7 separate regions of the Homo sapiens genome follow, and all the other regions are linked to region 6. The links are chromatin contacts, found by Hi-C or POLR2A ChIA-PET in ENCODE. All regions are on one chromosome and are shown on one strand. Each heading gives the region's core, a stretch centred on a gene start or an enhancer-like site at or near the end of the contact. The rest is flanking DNA. Distances are from core to core; before and after follow the strand shown. Region 1 overlaps PHLDB1 (pleckstrin homology like domain family B member 1). Region 2 overlaps CBL (Cbl proto-oncogene). Region 3 holds the start of DRC12 (dynein regulatory complex subunit 12 homolog). Region 4 holds the start of MCAM (melanoma cell adhesion molecule). Region 5 holds the start of RNF26 (ring finger protein 26). Region 6 holds the start of BCL9L (BCL9 like). Region 7 holds the start of USP2 (ubiquitin specific peptidase 2).

Region 1 (3,234 bases), core at 341-2,840, 310 kb after region 6:
TTTTTTATTTATTTATTTTTTGAGACGGAGTCTTGCTCTGTTGCCCAGGCTGGAGTGCAATGGTGCCATCTCAGCTCACTACAACCTCTGCCTCCCAGGTTCAAGCGATTCTCCTATCTCAGCTTCCCGAGTAGCTAGGACTACAGGCGTGTGCCACCACGTGTGGCTAATTTTTGTATTTTGGGTAGAGACAGGGTTTCACCATGTTGTCCAGGCTGATCTCGAACTCCTGTCCTCAAGTGATCCACCCACCTCGGCCTACCAAAGTGCTGGGATTGTAGGCGTGAGCCACCATGCCTAGCCAGGGGCCTAGTTTTTAGAGCTACCTTACACAACAGAATGGCCTATTGCTTTGGGTTATATTCGTGACCCAAAAGTTACTGTCAGCAGTCTTGTAACAGGAGCAGGCATGTCCTGAGATTTACCCTTGCCCCATCCCCATCAGGAAGTATTGTCCTCCTCTCCAGCTTCTCAAAACAACTTCCTCTTGGCATCATGGAACAATGCCATTGATACCCTCTCACTGCTGCTCCAATTGCTCTTCCCCAACAACCATTAACAACGCCATCATGCCCCAGGCCCTCTGATGGCGGGAATCAGAACCTCTTCTCTCCCCATAGTATGTGGAGACAGGTTGGGGGTGACCAGAGAAGAAAAGCAGGTTGAAAACATGTCTGGATGCTGAAAGGGTTTGGGATGTTGTTTAGGCACATCCAGATGCACCTGAGTACTCCATTCCCAGTATGGTCACTCAGGCAGTTACCATGGCAACCACCACAGCCAGCCTCCCCTGTGCCTAATACACACAAGCCTTTAAACAGAGGCCCCCTCCATCTGGAGGTGTCCAGCCTTACCCTGAGTGAGCCGGGTAGGCTGCCGGACAGGGAGCCCATCAATAGTGCAGGCATTGCCACAGGGGTAGAGGGTGAGGGTGCCCCGCAGGTTCTCGATGTAGCAGTGCTCTGGAGCCAGGCCTGGGCCCTGTAGTGAGATGTCTCTGGCTGCAGAGCCAATCACCGTCCTCCCTGGAGACAAGAGGCAAACTGAATCAGAGGGGTTGTCCAGGCTGAGGAGGCAGTGACAGGGCAAGGAGGGCCACAGTGGAAACATATTTCCACCTCCTACTCCAGGGAGAATCTCTGCCCACCACTGGCCACCCCTACTAGGCCCCTGAGCCTGGTCTATACAGTAAGTGATGGACGCTGTTCTCAAACAGAGAAAACTCTGCCTGAGAATGGGAGGCCCAGAGATGGGAAGACCCAGACAGCACACAGTAGGACCTAGACTCCACAGATGGAGAAGGAAGACTGCTTTTCTGCAGATCTTCCCTTATTCCCCCAACTGCCTCTCCCTATTGTCCTTTATCCTTTTTCCCCTTCATCCTACTCCTCATTTCTTCTAAATCTCCCTTTCTCTCCTTCTTCTCTCCCCCGCTTCTGCTACCTGCAACACTTCGTCTCCCTTGCTAACCTCTCTCTTCAGTGCAACCTCTCTCTTCAGTGCAGGCTCTCCCCTAACTGCAGCAAGAACAGCCCCTCCCGCTGACAGAGCCCCTGGGACTGGTATTTGGAGAATGTGGAGAATGTAGTATCACCCAGGCAACAAGTGCAGCCAGGAGAGTAGAGAGGGCGGGCAGAAGCTGAAAGGTGAAGGGGGCTGTGCCAGGGCCTCATCTTGGGAGATCTTGCCCTGACTCCCATCTCTCCATTCTCCATCTATGGTATACCCTCCCATGCAAGACAATGCCCTGGAGCGGGGCCCTTTTTCTTCTTGGCCACATTGGTTGCTAAGAGCAATGTGTTCTCCTGTTTCTCTCAGTGCTTTCTTCATGGTTTCTTTTCTTCTTCTTTTTTTTTTTTTTTTTTTTTTTTGAGATAGAGTCTCGCTCTGTTGCCCAGGCTGGAGTGCAGTGGCACGATCTCGGCTCACTGCAACCTCTGTCTCCTGGGTTCAAGCGATTCTTCTGCCTCAGCCTCCTGAGTAGCTGGGACTACAGGCCCGTGCCACCACGCCTGGCTAATTTTTGTATTTGTAGTGGAGATGGGGTTTCACCATATTGGCCAGGCTGGTCTAGAACTCCTGACCTCGTGATCCGCCTGCCTCAGCCTCCCAAAGTGCTGGGATAACAGGCGTGAGCCACCACACCTGGCCTCTCCTCCTTGTTTCTAAGCTGATCTTTAAGCCCAGTCGTGGAACCAGATCATCTACCAAGGAAGGCAGGCAGTCTGGGGAGGCAGAGACAAGGGAAGCAAGCTGGTGGTGTGGGGAGGCGAGCACCAGCAGACAGTAGAAGGGCCCCAACACATGCAGGAGGTGGGCCTCCAGGGCAGGAATGCCTATAAGGATAGAGGGGTGGTGAGTGAGATGCCCTGTTCACACTTACCTTCCTCCAGCGGCAGGAGGGTGATGGCTGTGCTGAGTCGCCCACTGCCCAGGCTCACCAGGTGGGGTTTGTCCGTTTGCACTTTCAGCCCTTTGCCTGTCTCGATCAGGTCCAAGGGTCCTTTCTGTAGGTAGTACGGGTGGAGGACAAGCATCATTAGATTCAGCACCTTACCACCCTAAACCAGTCACACCAGCACTCTCTCCAGCCCTCGCCCCTCTCCGAAGGGCTCTGAGGGTGCTGAAAGGCTTAGCACAAAATCTTACACAGAGCATGATTCCACTAAATTGTAATTAGATCTGAATCTAGGCCACTAACTCATCCCACTGGATTTATCGCAAGTCTTGGCTTAACTGTGCCTTTTGTCTATTAAAACAGAAGCAAGGAGAAAGGGGTGGGGGGTGGGGGTGGCATTGGATAAGCAGCAGGGGTACTGTAGAGGAAGGCCAATCAAGCTCCCTGCAGACTTGTCCATGGCTATCCACGTGGCCATTGCTTGCCCCTGCTAAGCTCAAGTACAGGGAAGATAGAGGCATGGATCAAGGAGAGTGATACAGCCCAGGGTCAATCTGTAAACTGCTTTCGGACTTTCGATGGGTAGTTTCTGGGTGAACCAATTAACCTGATTCAGATAAAGACTGAGCTGTTAATAGGCTTGGGACCTGGGGAAGGGCAGAGAGGAACAGAATTGCTCCTTTCATCCTTGGGCTGGGACCACAAGGGGGTAGAAGAGCTGATCCCATCCCTATTATATCTCTCTTGCCTCACAGCCCTGATCCCACTCACCTGCACCATGGTCTGGGTCTGGCATCCAGGGCCTATTTGGTTCCTATTGAGAGCGTCCATGGTCC
Region 2 (3,036 bases), core at 396-2,895, 330 kb before region 6:
ATAACTTTTGAGTTCACTTAACCCGAGCTCTGAAAGACAACTTTAATAAGTAGAATTACATGCACTGGAGCATTTGCCCACAATTGAAAGCATATTAACCCTCAGTACTGGTTACTACTTCTCTACACCAGTTCCTTAAAGACATATACAAACATATCAGTAAGATAATGCTGAAATCTTTAAAACTTCTCATACCCTCTCCCTCAACAAATGACAACCACCACCAAGCACCTTTTAGAAAGCTAATGCAATCAACTTAAAATATACAGATACAAATTATACTGAGACAGCACTAATAGAATCTAATCAAATATGTAGAAAGTCTATATCTAGTTACCATTAATTATTTAACTCCTGAGTATGTAACTTAGACATCGATTTCCATTTAAACATAGCATTTCCCTGAACAAATAAACAGAGTAGCTAATACTAAGCTTTGCAAAACTTGAGAAAGAACATGGAATGTTCTCTGTCCGAATATAAGACTATTAAAAGGGACAAAAACTAGAGAAATCTTCAATAAATGTTCCATGGAAAAGAATCTAGAGGCCAGGCGCGGTGGCTCACGCCTGTAATCCTAGCACTTTGGGAGGCCAAGGCAGACGGCTCACCTGAGGTCAGGAGTTCGAGACCAGCCTGGCCAACATGGCAAAACCCCATCTCTACTAAAAATACAAAAAATTAGCCAGGCGTGGTGGCGCACACCTGTAATCCCAGCTACTCGGATAGCTGAGGCATCAGAATCGCTTGAACCTGGGAAGCAGAGGTTGTAGTGTCCAGCCTGGAGACTTTGCCTCCATTAAAAAAAAAAAAAAAAAAAAGTAGAGATTTAACTGCCAAAGTGAAAGAAAATACAAATGCAGTGCAGTGGGGAGTCATTAAGGATCTGGGACTGGGGAGTGATATCTGATCATTTTAAGACCGAAAATGATAGCAATGTAGAAGGTGAATGAAAGAAGAAACTGCGAAAGCAGAGAGATCAATCAGCATAGTAGTGCAGTAGAAAAGTAATGGGAGCCTGAGATAGAAAAGTAACAGGGGCAGTAAAATAAAGACAGATTTGAGACAGACTGCAGCAGTAAAATCAAGAGTATGACTGAGTAAGAGAGGAGATAAACCTAGGGTATTACCAATAATATATTGGTAATAATGTAAAAGCTAATGTTTTTTAAGGGCTTACTAAGTACCAGGCACTTTACGTATTTTGTTATTTAACTAATTCTCACTTACAATCCCATCAGATTCCAATATTATCCCCATTTTACAGATGAGACAATTTAGGCATAAAGAAGCTGAGCCGACCAGCCTGGTCAACATGGTAAAACCCCATCTCTACTAAAAATACAAAAATTAGCCAGGCGTGATGGCACGTGCCTGTAGTCGCAGCTACTCGGGAGGCTGAGGCAGGAGAATTGATTGAACCCAGGAGGTGGAGGTTGCAGTGAGCCGAGATTGCACCACTAAATCCAGTCTGAACGACAGAGTGACACTCCATCTCAAAAAAAAAGAAAAGAAAAGAAAAAGAAAAAAAAAAAAAGAAGCTAAGCCAATAATCAATCCATGCTCATCATCACTACTCACTACATTATACAGTACTAACTCAGTAACGGGACATGAAAGAGGAAGTTGGTTTGCTGATGAAGAGGATACATTCAGTGTTCAGGTATTTTGAGTGTGGGAAGATACTAACATGAGTATAACTAGCAGGTAGCTTGGGAAAACAGATTTGTGAATAATCTGTGTAAGATTGTTGGCATCTCTGGGAATGGAACGGTCCATTTGCTAGTGCCCTTGTACAAGATAATCAAGCTGAAACTGAGTTTCCCCCTTTGAGAAGAGTGTGGAGGTAAGTGAGATAGAATCGGAAGGATACAAAAGAACAATATTACAGGTTTCTCCTACAAAAGGCAGAATAAATCCATGTGACAGGTATTTGGAAATACAATCCATGTCCCAAATGAGCTATATTTATAAGAAAACGATGCCAATTTTTTAGTTGTTCTCACCTAAGGCAGAAACTAATGCCATCTCTTTGAGACCCAATCTTTGTTTCTCAGTATCTTTTATATAAGCTTGATGAAAACACATTTAGTATCTTAGCACCTCAAAAATTATCAATTTTGGGGAGTTCTAACACCCATCCAGTGGTATCTATCATAATTCTCCCACCAGAAATATTTATATTTATATGGAACTTGAACATTAGAGCCCCTATGCAAAAGTAAATAGTATTTACTGTGTTTACTAAATTCACATAAATTTAGTAAATACTGTTTACTTTTGCATAGTGGCTCTAATATATAAGTAAATACACAAAATTTCAGTATTGTCAAATAAGCAGAGGTATATTCAATAAATGGGGAAAAACATAAGAATAAACAATACATGGGAGAAAAAAATCACAAATGTATCTTAAGCAGAATACAAGAAACTTAAAGCCACATAAGACTACCAACTTACCCAGGCACAGCAATTAGGCAAGAGAAAGAAAGGGCACCCAAATTGGAAGAGGAAGTCAAGCTATCTCTGTTTTGCCAATAATATCATCACATACCTAAAAAAAACCCCGAAGACTCCTCCAAAAGACAACTAGATTTGATAAGTGAATTCAGTTAAGTCTCAGGTTACGAAATCAACGTATACAAGTCAGCAGCACTGCTACACATCAACAATGACCAACCTGAGAATCAAATCAAGAACTCAATCCCTTTTACAATAGCTGAAAGAAAACAACACATAAAAACCTAGGAATATATTTAACCAAGGAGATGAAAGATCTCTACAAGGAGAATGACAAAACACTGCTGAAAGAAATCACAGAATACACAAACAAATGGAAACACATCTCGTGCTCAGGGACTGGAAGAATCAGTATCGTGAAAATGACCATACTGCCCAAAGCAATCGATAGATTCAATGCAATTCTTAACAAAATACCCACATCATTTTTTAAAGAATTAAAAGCAACAATCCTAAAATTCATACGGAACCAAAAAAGAGCCTGAAAAGCCAAAGCAATCCTAAACAGAAATAACA
Region 3 (3,169 bases), core at 20-2,519, 270 kb before region 6:
ACTCAGGAGAAGGTCAAACAAGTCCACTAGAGGGAGCCCCAACCAACTCTATGCTACAGGGAGCCTCACAAAGCAATGTCTCAACACCTGTCTGAAAATCAACCACACAAGGGAATGGGGAAATGTAGCAATAGATTAAGTCACTAGGAGAGAAGATAGCCATGTAAACACGCAGCTAAAACACAGGCTTTTCAAGAGCTGCAAAATCAAACAATTAAAGATCAGGAAACTGATGCTGAGCAAAGTCAAATGGCTCGCCTCAGTTTACATATCCACAGTTGGGACTCAAACTCACATGTCTTGTCTCTAACCTGAGCTCTTTCCTCCACACTTGCATCCCTCTAGGTCAGTACCCTAGAGTCCATGGGTCCACTATTCCTCTGCGTCTCATTTCTCTGAAGTGGGAAACTCCCTGGACTACCTATTCCTGCACTTATTACCCTCATTCTACAGTGTACTGAAGAGGATCTTCGGTGGTCTGGGAGTTTTGTTTGTTTGAGACAGGGTCTCCCTCTGTCATCCAGGCTGGAGTGCAGTGGTGCAATCATAGCTCACTGCTGCCTCAACCTCCCAGGCTCAAGTGATTCTCCTGCTTCAGCCTCCCAAGTAGCTGAGACTACAGGTGTGCACCACCACACCAGGCTAATTTTTTAATTTTTTTGTAGAAATGAGGTCTCACTGTGTTGTCCAGGCTGGTCTCGAACTCCTGGCCTCAAGTAATCCTCCTGCCTCAGCTTCTCAAAATGCTGGGATTATAGGCACGAGCCACCGCCCCAGCTTAGATCTTCAGTTTTAAGCCTACTAATGTCATTTTGCTGGTGGGACCTCGGGATGTCAGTTGTCCAACATGGCTACTGTCAGTCCTTTTCCTCTGTATCAGCACCACATATTATCTCAGATGTGTACATCTGAATTTGGAAGTCTCCAAATTGCAGGCCATGTCTACATGGCAATGAATCATAACTAATCGACCTCCAAAGCCCTTTCTTTTCAAACTATACTTAGGATTTTGGGATAAGGAAAGAACTGACCCTTTGAGACCTTGATATTTTAAACTTTGTGAGCTGATTTAGCCCATTCCACCTTCCTGTGAACTCCATGTTTCCCAGTTGCCTGGACAACATACAGCCTCTGGAAACCCAACCTTCCAGCCCTCAGTCCTGCCCTCAAGAGAAATTTGCCACCAAGGATTGGCTCCCAGGACCCAGGCCCCGCCTCAGGCTCCTCGCTAGTTGGGCCTTCTCTCTGCCACTCCCCACGAGTGGGTCACTCCACGGGGAGCCCCAACGCTGGCAGGAGAGGATCCTACAGGTAGGAAGTGAGGGTTGAGGATGATGGGAAGAGGGAGGGGAGCAGGTACAGGGATTTCGTTTCTCTAAAAGAGAGTTGCAAGGAATGACTTCTGTACAGAGTCAGCCTGGTTGAGAGAAAAAACTCCATCCTCCCCACTGACCCCAACCCTGTCTGAGGTTCCAAAGAGACTGTGAACTGACTTTTCTGAAGGATATGAGAGACAAATTTGGACTCAGGAGAGTCTCCTGGTTCAGTCTAAAGCTCAGGAAAGCATCCCTGTGTCCAGACCTAAACATAAGGTCCCCTCCTTCTCCCAGGACAGCAAGGAGATGCCACCTAAAAACAAAGAAAAAGGGAAGAAATCTGGGGCACAGAAGAAGAAAAAGAACTGGGGTGAGTCATGGTGGGTGGAGGTGCCCCCTGCTTCTCCATGTTCTGCCATGAAGACCACGCAGAGCTCCTCCAGAGAGAATTCAGCCTTCTGCAGGACAGGATGGAGCTCTCTTGACCTACCTCTTTCATGTCCTCACAGCCAGATCCAGGGAGCTGAGGAAGTGGGGAAATGGTCACCCACGCTCTCCTTTAAGCCCCATCTAGCTCTGTGCCTTCCTAATATATTTGTCATGTGTATTTTGCATATCTGTTATGTGCTGGTCGGTGAGGACACGGTGCTGACTTCAGTAGACTCTGCCACTGTGGATACCTCATTTAGTGGTCCTCAGGTCTGCTGTGGCAAAAGTGCAGGGTGTGGGGTGAGGATGTGAGCAGAGTGAGGAATGCTGAGATCATGAAGAGCTGAGGCTCTGCCACTTGCCACCGCAGGTGCAGATGTGGTGGCCGAGTCCAGGCACAGGCTGGTGGTGCTGGAGAAGGAGCTGCTCCGAGACCACTTGGGTAAGGAGGGTAGAAGCTGGCATGGGTGGGCAACAGGGGAAGTGAAATGGGGCATTTCTGTATCCTGGGGGATTGGAGAGTTGGAGGTATGGTGGGGGGTTAAGTTGACCCTAACCATCCCCTAGTGGAAAAAGATGATGAGAGAGGGTGGGCAGTGAGAGTTGATAAAGGAAGGTGTTTTTTTTGTTTGTTTGTTTTTTGTTTTTTTTGGTTTTTTTGACAGAATTTTGCTCTATTGCCCGGGCTGGAGTGCAGTGGTATGGTCATAGTCCACTGTAATCTCTAACTCCTGGGCCGCAACAATCTTCCCGCCTCAGCCTCCCGAGTAGCTGGTATTACAGGTGCACACCACCATGCCTGGCTACTTTATTTATTTATTTTTTTTTTTTTTTTTTTTTTTTTTTTTTGAGACAGAGTCTTGTGCTCTGTCGCCCAGGCTGGAGTGCAGTGGTGTGATCTCGGCTCACTGCAACCTCTGCCTCCCAGGTTCAAGCGATTCTCCTGCCTCAGCCTCCCGAGTAGCTGGGATTACAGGCACGTGGCCACCACACCTGGCTAATTTTTGTATTCTTAGTAGAGACGGGTTTTCACCATGTTGGCCAGGCTGGTCTCGAACTCTTGACCTTGTGTCCCACCAGCCTTGGCCTCCCGAAGTGCTGGGATTACAGGCGTGAGCCACCGCGCCTGGCCCTATTTATTTTATAGAGACAAGGTCTCACTCTGTTGCCCAGGCAGGTCTCAAACTCCTGGCCTCAAGCAATTCTCCCACCTAAGCCTCCCAAAATATTGGGATTACAGGCATGAGCCACCATGCCAGGCTATCCGAAAAGAACATAGAGGGAGTTTTTACTTCTTAATAATGAGGAGCCTGTGAGACTCTAGGGATAAAAAACAAAAACAACAAAACCCAGAGAGAGAGTAAGAGGCTGGACACCCCACCACCAGATTTCTAGAGGTGGGCAAAGTCCATCACGTTCATGGG
Region 4 (2,859 bases), core at 3-2,502, 390 kb before region 6:
GGCCATCTCCAGGGTTTGCTGGCTCACCCTCCACCTCCCCCAGCGAGCAAAGGGGTGGCCCCGCTGGGCAACAGACCTCTACCCAAATCCAGGCCCCTATTTGGCACTCCCTGGTGGAGGCGCGCCAGCAGATGTGGACCCCTTTTCTGAGGCCAGGCTGCTGGGGTCAGAGTGAGGCAAGAGCACCTCCCCCTCCCTAGAGCCTTAGTTCAAGAGGCCAGAAGACCCAGGGAGAAGCCGGCGTTTTGGGAGAAGGGGAGCTGCAGAGCTCCCCACCCAAGCAGGTCTGATTTGATTCTTCCCTCAGCTATGGACCCACAATCAATAGGGCTGGGGAAGACATGGGGTGGGGGAAGATCAGCGCTGCCGGGATCCTTTCAATCATCAGGAACAGCAACAGGTTTGCAGGGTCAGGCTGGGGACCCTCGCCCATTAACTCTTTCTTCTCCCTGTTTCTTTCTCTTAGGTGAGGGGAAACTGAGTTCCAGGGTAGGCTCCAGAGTGAAGAGGGAAGAAACATGATTCTCAAGGCCCAGGTCTGGACAAGTGTGAACACCTTGGGCCTGCGAATTCAGCCCCCTCCTTCCTTTCTCTGGTCAAAGGCTAGACTTGCAGGAGCTTGCGTTTGAAGGGACAGCCCAGAAGGCATCGTCTGCACTCCCCATACAGGTACTTCTGGGTCTGTGGGACTGGCGCAGGGTTCTTCTCCCAAAGCTGCCAGCACTGAGGCTGAGGCAGTGTCAGGCCGGCGGCAGCGGCAGTGGTGCAATCGTTCTGGGAAGCGATAGAGGCCGGCCTGAATTCTCTGTGGCAAGGGAGGGGAGCCCAAGTGGGAGGCCCCTTGGGGACACCGAGGACCAGGTCCGCTACTGCTCCTCCCCCAGGAGGTCCCCTAGGGGCTACATTGGCTGGCAGGGGCTGAGCAGCGGTGAGCCTGGCTGGCTTCGACCCGGGGCGACTCCGGGCATCCGGGACAGCTTCTCCTCGCTGCCACCTCGGCCAGTCAGACCCCGAGACACCTGTCACTACCCCCTCAGCCTTCCCAAGCCAGGAGCCTGGGAGTCCGGCTCTGGCCTACCTCCGGCAGCGCTCCTAGGCGCAGCTCCCGGGCTGGCGGCGCCGGGGCCCGCCCCCTAGGGCTGCGGCGCGCGGGGCGGGGGCTGGGGGCTGCGCGGGGCGGGGCGGGCCCGGGCGCTCCGGGCCCCCTCCCCCGCCCCCCTGACGTCAGCCCCCGGCAGCCTCGAGCTGCTCACTTGGCTCTCGCCCTCCGGCCGGGAAGCATGGGGCTTCCCAGGCTGGTCTGCGCCTTCTTGCTCGCCGCCTGCTGCTGCTGTCCTCGCGTCGCGGGTGAGTTCGCTCGCAGGGGGGCCGCGCCCCGGCTAGGGGTCTGCGGTGGAGCGTGCCAGGGAGCAGAGCCAGCGGCGCGGCGGGGTCGGGGCGTTGCGTCTGGGAGGACGAGCCTCCTCCCTGGGTCCCCGATCCCCGGGCGCCTTGCGCGCGAGCAACTCTTCTTTGCAGCCAGTTTGCAGCCGGGATTCTAGAGTATCCCGGGAGCAGCACTCGGAAGGCGGGGAGGAGGCTGCTTCTGGGAACGAGAAGGGGTGGAGCTCAGCCTTTCGGGGTGCTGGGGGGTGGGTGGTCCCTGAGGTGCTCACTCTGGGGGCCCGCAATTGAAGCCGGGCAGGAGGCGCAGCTGGGGCGCATCCTCAAAGCCTGAATTCCGCGCCCGCCTGTTGCTGGAAAAGGCAGCTTCCTTCGCTGGAGGGGGTGCGCCGACCCACCCCTTCCCCCTTCTGCCTGGGCATCACGCCAGGCTGGAGGTGAGCGAGAGCGGGAGGTTCGGCGGCTCCCGCCCGAGCTGGGCGTTGGCAGGGGTTGCGGGGCGGTGTGGGTCGCCTCGCGCCTCCCCGAGTGATGGGATCATAGGGGACAGAGATGAGGGATGGAGGATTCCCATACTGGAAGCGCCCGCTGGCTTATTTTGGGGACCACATTCAGGTGGGAAGTGCGCCCGGGCACCTCGGAGCGTTTCTCCGGATCCGCCTGGTAGCAGGGCGCTCTCGGGTCCACGCTGCCCTTGTATGGCCCGCAGCGGTGTCGCGTGTTTCTCTTGGCTCCCATTCCGCCGTCCCAGCCGCTGTCCGGCTGGGGAAGGGGAGGGCTAGGCAATACCCAGCTCGCTGGCCTCATGCCCAGTGCCAACCATGTCCCTGGGGTATTCCAGGCTACTGCCTCCCAGGCTGACTTTATTTCTGGGGAAAGGGCTAAATCGGGCTCCACAGTTGCAGCCGGTCCAGCTCCACCCTGCCCTGCTCTTCTAGCTCTGGGAGGAGTCAGGGGTCTGAGGCTCTGGGTTGGAGACCCCACCTTCCACCTGCCCTCCTTGTCCGAGAGCCAAGGTAACAACCCAGGCATCCCAGAGCCCAGGCAGATGGTGTCGAGTGACATCACCTCCTCACAGGGCTGGCAGCACGCTGGCACCACTGACGTCACTCCTGCCCACTGCCTGGCCCTTGCCCTGACCCCTGGGGGAGACTCTGACCTCTCCATCCTTACCAGCTACCTAGGGTGGGGTCCGCGGGTGTGTGCGGAGTGTTCATGGAGGTGCTGCTGAGGGAGCATGAGACCGGAACTTCCGCCAGAGTTAGCCCGCTGGGGAGTGAGGGCAGGGATTTTGGAGGGCAGAGGATAGAGCAGTGGTGTCTTCCCCTGGCGGTGGTGACACAAAAGGGCCTGTGTGCCCCAGCCTGGCACATGCTTTGCATTCCCACACTCTGAGCTCACCCGGAGAGGAGGGGGCCTGGAAGGAAAGGGGCCTTCCTCTTGGCCCCGAGCCTAGGTTGCCCCTTTCTGCCCCTC
Region 5 (3,057 bases), core at 478-2,977, 410 kb before region 6:
CCGCTCCTCTTGCTCCTTCAGCAATTTCCAAGGGTCTTGCCCACCTGGAGGCTCCTCCTCATTGAGCCTCTCTCGGCCCCTGACAGGTGTCACTCTGATGGTCCTGGCCTCCTCCTCTTCTGCCTCTGATCTGCGCCCCGCTTCAGGAAGAGTGTCCTGTCTCCGGGTCCTAACTGAGAATACCCTCATAGGGTCACCCTGGGGAGCTCCAGGTGCCCCTCCCCGGTTTGGCCAACTCGCCAGCTGCAGACTGCGGCTCCAGACTCGGCGCCAGGCCTCTGAGCCCAGTGCTAGGCGAGAGAGCCGCATGACATCCTCTCGAAGACGGTGGTAGGATGGCCGGGCATGGAGCTGGCTGAGTGCCTGGGTAGCCAGCCTCAGGGTGAAGTCCGGATGCAACACAGTCACCGTCACTGCCAGCACACAAGCTAGCAACACCAAGCCAGTGAGATTGACAAGCACAAAGCTGGCCAGGAGGCGGGCAGCTGAGGCCAGCAGCTCCAGGGCTAGTTGGCAGGGTGTCCAAAGGAGGATGGCCATGGCCACAGCACTGCTGGAAATGTGGGCTAGGAAGGCAGCCACTACGTCCGTCATCCTCCACAGAGGCCCGGTCACTGCATCCCACAGGGCCAGCACCAGGGAAAAGAGGTTCTGAGTGCCGATGAGGCAGATGTTGACCAGGCTGTTGATCACATAAGCCACCAGGCTCATGGCAATGGCACAGATGTCACAGGCCTGGCGCAGCAAAGCATGGCCACTGGAGACCACATTGAGGACGCCCCGGTGCAGTATCTCCCTGCTCCGCAGTGCCCCATGAGAGGCCAGGTGCCCCAGGAGCTTTAGGCTCTCTAGGCCAGAGCAGCAGCTATACAGCAGAGTACACAAGGCCTGCAAGCCCCCACATGTGAACCGGACCACGGCTTCGATCAAGGCCAGCAATGAAAGCAAGACTCCGCGGCCCAAGTGCAGAAGACTAGTCAGTACCGTGTGCGGCAGGTTGTAGACGAAGGCCAGGAGCCAGGCCAGGGAAGCCAGGAGGGAGGACACCAGCAGGAAGTTGAGGTCCAACACCAAGGTCAGCACGTCCAGCACCAGGCCCAACCCATTCACTACCAGGTACACTGCCTCCATGATAGGGCTATGGAAGTTAGTCCAAAACAAAGTCTGGCTCCTCGGTTGGGGGGTTGTCAAGGTTGTCAATATTTTAGGGGGTCTGGGATTAATTTGGAAGGAAAATGAGCAGTCTCCAACCCAGGGGGTACCAAGAATCTGAGGAAGAAGTGGGTAAGACGGAAGTGGAGTCTTGGTAGAGGGAAAGGTGGCCAGGTGCCAGTCCAAGAGTCCAGGTTTTGAAGATGGGCTGTTTGGGAGGGAAGAGGCCAAACATCTCTAAAGCGAAGGCGAGCCCAGGCCGTAGGAGCGACCTCAGCTTTGGATGCCTGGTGTGGCGAACCACGGCCGGGCAACGGGTCAGACCGGGAGGAGACGAGGAACGGATGGAATGGGATCGGATCGGATCGGGTCGCGTCGGGTCGGGCCGGGGCCGGGTGGGGTCGATGTAAGCTGGGCGCAGGCTCTCAGTCCAGCTACGCAGGTGCCCCTGTCCCCGCCCGGCCCCCGTCTTCCCGCTAGCGGCGCTTTGCACCCAAAAGGGGAGTGGGAGAGGCAGCCAGCTTCAGCAAACCCCAAGCGCAGCCCCTACTCCGCTGGGCGCCGCCATCTTGTGTGCAAAGGGGTGGAGCCAGAGGCGTGACGAGGAGGGAGGGACGACAAACTCCAGCCAATCGGTGAAGGCCAACCACAAAAACGTCGATCACTCATTGGTCCGTTTGAATGGCGCCCGAACGTATTTACTTTCCAAAGGGAAGGAGAGGCGACAGATTAAATCCCCTCCCCCTTTAGGCGGGGATTGGTTCGTTGGCGGGCAGCGTCGAAATACGCTCTCCTAGCCCCACCCTCTAAAAGAGCAGGGTCTTGGACTCCCCTCAATTTGGGAGCTGTTCTTTCTCCCGGCCTCTGAACGCGAGGTTTTTTTTTTGGCTTGGGTCGGAGGTCACTGCCTCTGGGCTGGGCTTTGGAATAGCACCGCCTTCGCAGCCTGCCCAGATCCGTCTCCTCATTCTCTTCTATTTATTCATCTATTCTATCATTTATTGAACTCCTACAGTGCATTGAGGATACAAAAAAATTTTAAGACAGTGCCTGCTGTTCACAAGGGAAAGCAGATTATTACAGGGGATTCCCAAACTGCTATTCCAAACTTTCCTCACCAGGTTTTTCAACATCTCGGAAGATTACTTCATTGTCATTGAGAAAAAGGGGCTACAGATTTAGAAACCGCTCAGCTTCCTACCCTGGGCCTTCCTACCCTAGAGTGCAGTGGCGCGATCTCGGCTCACTGCAACCTCTGCCTCCCGGGTTCAAGCGATTCTCCTGCCTCAGCCTCCCGGGTAGTACAGGTGCCCACCACCTCACCCGGCTAATTTTTGTATTTTTAGTAGAGACGAGGTTTCACCATGTTGGCCAGGCTGGCCTCGAACTCCTGAACCTCGTGATCCACCCGCCTCGGCCTCCCAAAGTGCTGAGATTACAGGCGTGAGCCACCAAGCCCGGCCCTGCCCTTTTCTTTAATACTCAAACAATAGTCAAAATATATTTGAAACCCCATCCCAAATATATTGGGAATCCTGGCGTTTTCTACTAACTCCAAGGATGCTTAGCAGACTCCTAGTGGACTTATCTTTCCCCTGGTCACCTTTGCTGAATTTCCTACTTGAGTTGAATTCTCCATCTCCACTCCTGGGCTCCTGAAAGTGTCCGTCCTCCTTCAGTCTGCCCTGAACACTGCCTCAGAGTCCTTCATTCTCCAAAGCATCACTGATAAGAAGCTGAGGTGTGCAGCAAACCTTTACTGAGGCCTTGGGATCGTGGTAGGGGTACGCTATAGTGCAGAGGAAGGACTGCAGTCGCTGAAACTCCTCTGGCTTCTTCCTACCCTTTCTCTCTCCCTGCTCTCAGGCCCTGGCCAGGTTATGGTTTGTTGTGTTGTGATGTGTT
Region 6 (3,088 bases), core at 571-3,070:
TTCACATTAGAAGCCTCTCTGGGCTTTGGTTTTCTTTTCTTTTAAGTGGGGATAAAATCGACTTCTCAGGACTGTGGTGATTCAACCCCCTAACCCAGGACAGTGCTTGGCACAGCAGGCTGGCACTTGGAAAAGTTTTGGTGATTGGATCAAAGCATCATCATGAGACAACGTGCATGAAAATGCTTTGTAAGCAGTGATGGGACACATGGGGGGGGGTTACTATGTTATCTTCTTTCAGGTTTTTGTCCCCTTCCACCTGTGCCTCCCTAAACCTTGTCCAGTGCCCAGCTGTTGGCACCATCAACCCCTCAAGGCCCTTAGGAATCTTTTGGGGGAAATCAGACATATATATATATGTGTGTGTGTGCATACACCTATACATATATAGGGGTGTGTGTGTGTATATATATATGTGTGTGTGTGTGTGTGACAAGATACAACACATCAGGAAGTACTCAGATGCTATGATGGGATAGGTGGTCAGAAGAGAGGGAGGTCAGTGAGGCTAGAACTATCTGGGGACCATCTGTGAGGAGGGGCAGGGGAGAGGGCCGAGGAAACAGCAGGAACAAGCAGGCTGGCTAGTGTTCTTCCTATCAGACACAGTCAATGCTTGTCACTTGCTATTAATTCTGGGTGGGTGGGGACAGTAGGAAACAGGGAAAGTGCCCTGGGATAAGGAGACCCAAATTCTAGTCCTGGGCTTACCACTTTCTAGCTGGGTAGCTCTGGGTAAGTCCTTAGGTAATGCAAACCTCAATTTCCTCACCTCTGTAATGGGACCATAACCTCTTTCTTGCAGGTTTGTGGTGAGCATTGAAACATGTGAAATGTTTTTAAAAAGCGCTTTGGGCCGGGCGCGGTGGCTCACGCCTGTAATCCCAGCACTTTGGGAGGCCAAGGCAGGTTGATCACCTGAGGTCAGTAGTTCGAGACCAGCCTGGCCGACATGGTGAAACGCTGTCTCTACTAAAAATACAAAATTAGCCGGGCATGGTGGCAGGTGCCTGCAATCCCAGCTACTTGGGAGGTTCAGGCAGGAGAATCGCTTTAACCCAGAAGGCAGAGGTTACAGTGAGCTGAGACCGCGCCTTTGCACTCCAGCCTGGGCAACAAGAGCGAAACTCCATCTCAAAAAAAAAAAAGGGCTTTACATTTTCTTTTTCATTGCCTCGATCGTCCTATAGGGTGGTGAGAGTGTGTGTGTGTGTGTGTGTGTGTGTGAGAGAGAGAGAGAGAGAGAGAAGCACTTTGAGGTTAGGTTAGGAGAGTTCTTTTGAGAAGACAAAGGTTTCACTTCCACAAACATTTTCTTAGCATGCACTTTGTGCTGCTGAGGATTGAGATGAAAAAACTCAGTCTGTGTCCTCAAGGACCTCATGGTCTACTAGGAGAGACATGAATAAAGAGATGCTCAGTGCATTATGGATGTGGGTGGGTACAACGAAGAGGGGACCCAGTGCTGTGTGTGTGTGTGTGTGTGCGCGCGCGTGTGTCCAGGCAACTTCCACTCCTTCCAATCAGTGCAGATAGGAAGGTAGGTTTGTCAAACCTTTCCCTAGCCTGGGATGTTGTTGGCGCGTCTCCTCCCCAGTTCTCAGGAGTGAGGAGGAGAGCAGAAACCCCCCTCCCCGCCCCCGGGCCAACCTGCCTCCCGCTAGCCGGCCGGGCGCCTTACCGAGTCAGACCACTGGGAGGCTGGGGGAGCCGGGTTGGGCGAGGAGGCAAGCGAGATGGGGGAGCTCTTATTTTGACAGGGGCCTCTCCGGGCTCTGGTATGAAGGCAGAAGGAGGCAGCCAGAGAGCCCCGATGCTTATTCAGGCTGGGGAGTGGAGCCGAGTGGAGGGGCAAGCGAGGCTCCGGCAGCGCAGGGGAGCCCGGGGAGGCGGCGGCGCGCGGCGGAGCCAGTGGCTGGACATGCCCCGGACCCGGGGCCGCTGCACCACCGCCGCCGCCCGGAGCCAGCCGGCCGGACGCCCGCACGCCTGGGTCCCCCGGCGCCGCGCCGCCCGGGGGCTGTGACCCGGACCCTCGGAGTCCGACCAACAATAAGCGCCCAGACAGCCCCTCCCCACCCAGCGCCCGGCATTCCCGCGGGCTTTGGGGAAAGGAAAGGAGAGGCGAGGAAGGAAGGAAGGAAGCAAGCAAGCAAGCAAGGGAAGGAGGAGCAGGAGCAGGAGCCGGAGCCCTGAGGTTCGGGGCCGAGACCCCGGCCCCGCGCCCCGGCCCCGGCGGGTGTGCGCGCTCTCCCGCCACTGCCCGGCGCCCGCGACCATGCTCCGCGGTTGGGAGGCAGGAACCCAGGCACCCAGCGATCCCCGGATAGCCTCTCCCGGGCCGGGCTGGTATTGAGATCAAGGCGTCCAGGATCAAAAGATCACCGCCTGCCCGCCCCCTCTGCATCTCCAACTGGCGAGCAGGAGGACCCCCATCCACACAACGACCCTGACCTGGTCATGGCGTCCAGCTCCGGCCTGGCGTGAGGACCCCCCAATCCGCGTGAGGTGAGGGGTGGGCTGGGGGCAAGGCGAAAGTCATGCCAGGCCAGCAGAGGCGCGAGGAGGGAGATCCAGTTTGAATCGGGGAGGGGAAACACAGTCTGATTGTCTCTTGCTCTCTGGCACGTACCCCCAGGCTGTTTAAGGTGTGGGGGACTCCCCCAGGGTCAGTGGAGGCTACTCTTAAGCCCCCAATCAGGTTGGCAGCTCCAGAACACCGTGGGGAGGGCTTAGGGACAGCCAGGGGACCCTGCCACCCTAGCGCAGAGAACAAGGCCGGCCTTGGGCCAGCTGGAGCAGCGAACCTTGCCCTGGGGGCTTCTGGGAGATGTAGTCCCCCTCCCAGGCTCACCAACCCCGTGGGTCTCAGCACCCCAGCCCTCCTCCTCTGGCTGATAGGAGCCTCCAGAAGGAGGTGGGTTGGGACTGGGGAGAGCTGGGGGTCACCCTTTTCTCCCAGGCACTGCCTGTGAGTAGCGGGGGCTGTGACTGAGGAGTCTCTTCTTCCAAGGCTTCTGAGTGATGTGGGCTTGGCTGGGGGGTGGGGCAGTCATACAGTTCCTTGGAAGTGTCCCTGCGCTGCTAA
Region 7 (3,025 bases), core at 374-2,873, 460 kb before region 6:
TTACCTTCTCCGAACGCACCTCCTCCTTGCTTGATGTGCCCCATAGCTCTTAGCATCATCTAACATATTACATATTCTACTTATTTAGTCCTGCTTCTACTAGAATGTAAGCTCCCTGAGGGCAGGGATTGTGCCTGTTTTGTTCCCTGCTATATCCCCAGTTTCTAGAAGAGTGACTGGCATGTCCAATATCCATCTGTAAAATGAAGTGATGGAATGAGGGCCCTAAGGAAATATAACATGGTGAAACCCCATCTCTACTAAATACAAAAAATTAGCTGGGGCCGGGTGCAGTGGCTCACACCTGTAATCCCAGCACTTTGGGGGTCTGAGGCTGGTGGATCACCTGAGGTCAGGAGTTCAAGACCAGCCTGACCAACACGGTGAAACCCTGTCTCTACTAAAAATTCAAAAATTAGCCAGGCGTGGTGGTGGGCTCCTGTAATCCCAGCTACTCGGGGGAGGCTGAGGCACAAGAATCACTTGAACCCGGGAGGAGGAGGTTGCAGTGAGCCGAGATTATGCCATTGCACTCCAGCCTGGACAACAGAGCAAGACTCTATAAAAAAAAAATCGGCCTGGCGTGGTGGCGCACGCCTGTAATCCCAGCTACTTGGGAGGCTGAGGCAGAATTGCTTGAACCTGGAGGTTGCAGTGAGCTGAGATCGCGCCATTGCACTCCAGCCTTGGCAACAAGAGCGACGACACTCCGTCTCAAAAAAACAAAAAACAAAAACAAAAACAAAACAAGAGTTGAAATCAAGAAGGGAATCGTGCCTTGGACAAGAACAGGGGTGCCTCTTTCACTGCTCCTGATAAGAATGGATTCAGACATGTTTGTAGGTAGAAATTTAAGAATTCCCCTCTTGATTGCGTCTGATTTCTCTGGGAAATAGAAGAGAAGGAAGGACTTGAGGAGAGTAGCGATGGAGAGAGAGATCTATGGTGAAGATGGGAGGAGTTAACGGCAGCTGCAAGGGTTGATGGAGCAGCTGAAGTTGAAAACCTGGATTCGCCTTGGTACCCAGCTACCTGGTTGTGCGATTTTCCTCATCAACATCGGGGGAGTCGGGAGAAGGTTACATAAAAGGAATGGGAGCAGCAAAAATTCAAGTTTTGTCTCGGCTTTTTCTTGAAAAGACCAAAGAGAATTCTTTCATTGACTCAGTGCCTCCGTTTACCCACTCAGGCATTCATCACTAATCACTGGTCCCATGAAAGTAAAATGAGCGGAGAGTGTCTTTGACAGCAGAGAAAAAGAGAAGAGGCTGAGGAACAGGACCTCCCCCAGCCCAGTGAGAAGGGGAGTGGGGGACGTTTAGCCTTCCCTAAAAACTGAAAGTTGATACGCCCCAGGGCTCAAGTTCCGAGCCTTCTCCCATGACGCCTCTTCTTTCCCAATACCTTCCAGCTGCCCCGTCGTGTGACATTCCAGTCCACCTCTGTTCCTGCTCCACCCGCTCCAAACTCGCGTGCTTTTCCTCCACGTGGTTCTCTGTGTATATCGGTTGCCTGGGTGGCCCCAGCCGGAGGCCGGGCTCTAATGACGCCACAGTAGGAACAAGCCAATAGCCGTGACGCGACTCAGTGACGCGAGACGCGGGGTGTGGCTCTGCCGGCCCAGGCGCGATGAGGCGGCTGCCCGCTGGGTGGCGCCGATTTCCCGGGGAGGTCCCTTCTGGGCCCCCGGCGGAGGTGGGAGAGAGTCAGGCAGGAGCCGAGGCCGGGGAGCCCTCTTCGTCAGCTGGTGCTCACTGCGCCGCGCCAGCGCCAGCCGGGACTCACCCGCAGCTCCATGCTTGTGCCCGGTTCGACTCGTCCATACTCCAAGAAGAGGCAGGTACGTGCCACCTGTCGGGGATCCGGGAGGGGGGATTCGGGGATCAGTGCCGGTTTGGAGCTCAGAAAGTAAGGTGTCCACGACATTCTGGGCAGAGTGGACACTAGAAATATAGGGAGAGAGCCGGCTGTGCAGGGACGCTCCAGCTGTGTCTGCCAGTTGTGTGAGGGCTGCCTGCTGACAGCCCAGGGTGCCAGGAAGAGCCAACTGTGTGCTGATCAGTGTATTCTAAGGAAATGCTGCTTTGGCGGGTCCTCCTCGCTGTGCCCCGTGTATATCGGTGGTATGTGGCCTGAGCGACACTGACAAACCCCCTCCCCACGTGTGCGTGCAGCTCACTCGCTGCTCTTAAAGCTCCCCGGTCAGTTTGCTAAAGGGGGTTAGGGGCGGGGGTTGGGCAACAATTAAGCGGAAGGGGAGATTTTCCACCAATCCCAAACCAGAAAGAGGCAGCTTTGAAATTCTCACCAGTCCCAAACCAGAAGCAGGCACGCGGTGCTCCGGAGAGAGCAACTTCTCAACAGTCAAGGGAAGCCCTAGCCAACCCATTCTAGCCCTTCCCTGAAGAGTGAACATCCTACCTCCTGACCTGGCTGCCTTTAGAATGGGACTGAGCTGGAGGTAGTGGTAGGGGCTGCTCACCTCCCCTGGAATGGGCATGAGAACATCCCCCAGATGGACCCCCGTAAAGCAGAGGAAAGGAGAGCTGATTGGGCTAAGGTCGAGGCAGGCCCCCTCCTTTGATGCTGTAGATGCATGTCAGACTGGAGTCAGAATGAGGACTGGAATGAGGGCGTCCTCTGAAGTGCATCATTAGGACCTGGGCTGAGTCAGTAGCCTGTGCTAAGACAGGGTGGAGGCACCAGGCTGGGTACTCCCAGTCCTCGGGGAGAGCCATCGAGAAACGTCCTGGGAGCAGACAAGTGCACCAAGGCCAGAGAGGCTAAGAACCCCGTTCCTTCCTCTTGTGACCCTGCCCAGCCCGGCTCTGTGGCCCTGGAATCCTGAGCCCTCCCACAGGTAGAGTGGAACCACCCCAGAGGGGCCAAGCATTCTCCTGGTGGCCTGGGGGAAGCTGCACTTGCCGTATTTTTCTAGGCAAAGGGGGAAGGAGCCCAGATGGGCTTGGCCTTTCTCTGCTTGGTGGACTGGACGTCTAGGAAGATGGCAAGCCTTGTTTGCCCT

Evidence for each region. A loop is a pair of places that touch in the nucleus more often than their neighbours do. ChIA-PET counts read pairs that join two places held with the same protein, here RNA polymerase II (POLR2A). Pooled maps may share reads with other maps.
Region 1: a loop to region 6 is called in a map of endothelial cell of umbilical vein, with 3 times the contacts of the local background. The contact joins the enhancer-like site here to the promoter of BCL9L in region 6. A Hi-C loop is called at or near these places in 11 of 168 maps with a recorded cell type or tissue (CD8-positive, alpha-beta T cell, Caco-2, PC-9 and 8 more) and 17 of 50 pooled maps. POLR2A ChIA-PET finds 5 or more read pairs at or near these places in 12 of 52 experiments (A673, BJ, CD4-positive, alpha-beta T cell and 8 more).
Region 2: a map with no recorded cell type shows a loop between it and region 6 (7-fold over the local background). The contact joins the enhancer-like site here to the promoter of BCL9L in region 6. A Hi-C loop is called at or near these places in 6 of 37 single-sample maps with no recorded cell type and 3 of 50 pooled maps. POLR2A ChIA-PET finds 5 or more read pairs at or near these places in 1 of 52 experiments (activated T-cell).
Region 3: a pooled map shows a loop between it and region 6 (3-fold over the local background). The contact joins the promoter of DRC12 here to the promoter of BCL9L in region 6. A Hi-C loop is called at or near these places in 4 of 168 maps with a recorded cell type or tissue (CD14-positive monocyte, K562, PC-9 and 1 more), 6 of 37 single-sample maps with no recorded cell type and 14 of 50 pooled maps. POLR2A ChIA-PET finds 5 or more read pairs at or near these places in 2 of 52 experiments (A673 and naive thymus-derived CD4-positive, alpha-beta T cell).
Region 4: a loop to region 6 is called in a map of ascending aorta, with 4 times the contacts of the local background. The contact joins the promoter of MCAM here to the promoter of BCL9L in region 6. A Hi-C loop is called at or near these places in 14 of 168 maps with a recorded cell type or tissue (GM12878, K562, PC-9 and 11 more), 17 of 37 single-sample maps with no recorded cell type and 25 of 50 pooled maps. POLR2A ChIA-PET finds 5 or more read pairs at or near these places in 3 of 52 experiments (OCI-LY7, PC-9 and WTC11).
Region 5: a loop to region 6 is called in a map of PC-9, with 5 times the contacts of the local background. The contact joins the promoter of RNF26 here to the promoter of BCL9L in region 6. A Hi-C loop is called at or near these places in 6 of 168 maps with a recorded cell type or tissue (GM12878, IMR-90, K562 and 3 more), 21 of 37 single-sample maps with no recorded cell type and 16 of 50 pooled maps. POLR2A ChIA-PET finds 5 or more read pairs at or near these places in 6 of 52 experiments (A549, BJ, HCT116 and 3 more).
Region 7: a map of gastrocnemius medialis shows a loop between it and region 6 (6-fold over the local background). The contact joins the promoter of USP2 here to the promoter of BCL9L in region 6. A Hi-C loop is called at or near these places in 7 of 168 maps with a recorded cell type or tissue (Right ventricle myocardium inferior, cardiac septum, gastrocnemius medialis and 2 more) and 9 of 50 pooled maps. POLR2A ChIA-PET finds 5 or more read pairs at or near these places in 1 of 52 experiments (activated CD4-positive, alpha-beta T cell).

The regions. Positions count from the first base shown.
Region 1 is chr11:118,613,832-118,617,065 of GRCh38, reverse strand. It overlaps PHLDB1 (pleckstrin homology like domain family B member 1), which reads right to left. Exons shown (of 23, transcript NM_001144758.3): 2 at 3,170-3,234; 3 at 2,384-2,507; 4 at 855-1,025. The coding sequence starts at 3,229. Among named protein-coding and RNA genes, the nearest start is that of PHLDB1, 7.8 kb to the right of the region's middle. RefSeq lists enhancers at 581-1,097, 1,098-1,615. Within about 2 kb of position 1,590, at least 2 of the 41 ENCODE cell types and tissues checked have a DNase peak (open chromatin) inside an H3K27ac peak, as active enhancers do; they include A673, where a contact is called at or near this core.
Region 2 is chr11:119,258,725-119,261,760 of GRCh38, reverse strand. All of the region lies in intron 2 of CBL (Cbl proto-oncogene), which reads right to left. Among named protein-coding and RNA genes, the nearest start is that of MIR6756, 53 kb to the left of the region's middle. RefSeq lists an enhancer at 1,084-1,143. Within about 2 kb of position 1,645, at least 4 of the 41 ENCODE cell types and tissues checked have a DNase peak (open chromatin) inside an H3K27ac peak, as active enhancers do.
Region 3 is chr11:119,193,941-119,197,109 of GRCh38, reverse strand. DRC12 (dynein regulatory complex subunit 12 homolog) reads left to right here and starts at 1,269. Exons shown (of 7, transcript NM_001145018.3): 1 at 1,269-1,311; 2 at 1,611-1,686; 3 at 2,116-2,187. The coding sequence starts at 1,623.
Region 4 is chr11:119,315,523-119,318,381 of GRCh38, reverse strand. It overlaps MCAM (melanoma cell adhesion molecule), which reads left to right and starts at 1,252. Exons shown (of 16, transcript NM_006500.3): 1 at 1,252-1,347. The coding sequence starts at 1,281. RefSeq lists a silencer at 914-973 and an enhancer at 2,566-2,859.
Region 5 is chr11:119,333,197-119,336,253 of GRCh38, reverse strand. RNF26 (ring finger protein 26) reads right to left here and starts at 1,727. Exons shown (of 1, transcript NM_032015.5): 1 at 1-1,727. The coding sequence starts at 1,131. RefSeq lists an enhancer at 1,194-2,085.
Region 6 is chr11:118,924,658-118,927,745 of GRCh38, reverse strand. It overlaps BCL9L (BCL9 like), which reads left to right and starts at 1,820. Exons shown (of 10, transcript NM_001378213.1): 1 at 1,820-2,508. RefSeq lists enhancers at 1-8, 2,161-2,662, 3,034-3,088 and silencers at 696-755, 1,576-1,715, 1,916-1,965.
Region 7 is chr11:119,380,288-119,383,312 of GRCh38, reverse strand. It overlaps USP2 (ubiquitin specific peptidase 2), which reads left to right and starts at 1,623. Exons shown (of 13, transcript NM_004205.5): 1 at 1,623-1,840. It overlaps USP2-AS1 (USP2 antisense RNA 1), which reads right to left and starts at 1,535. Exons shown (of 4, transcript NR_034160.1): 1 at 1,405-1,535. RefSeq lists an enhancer at 1,556-2,545.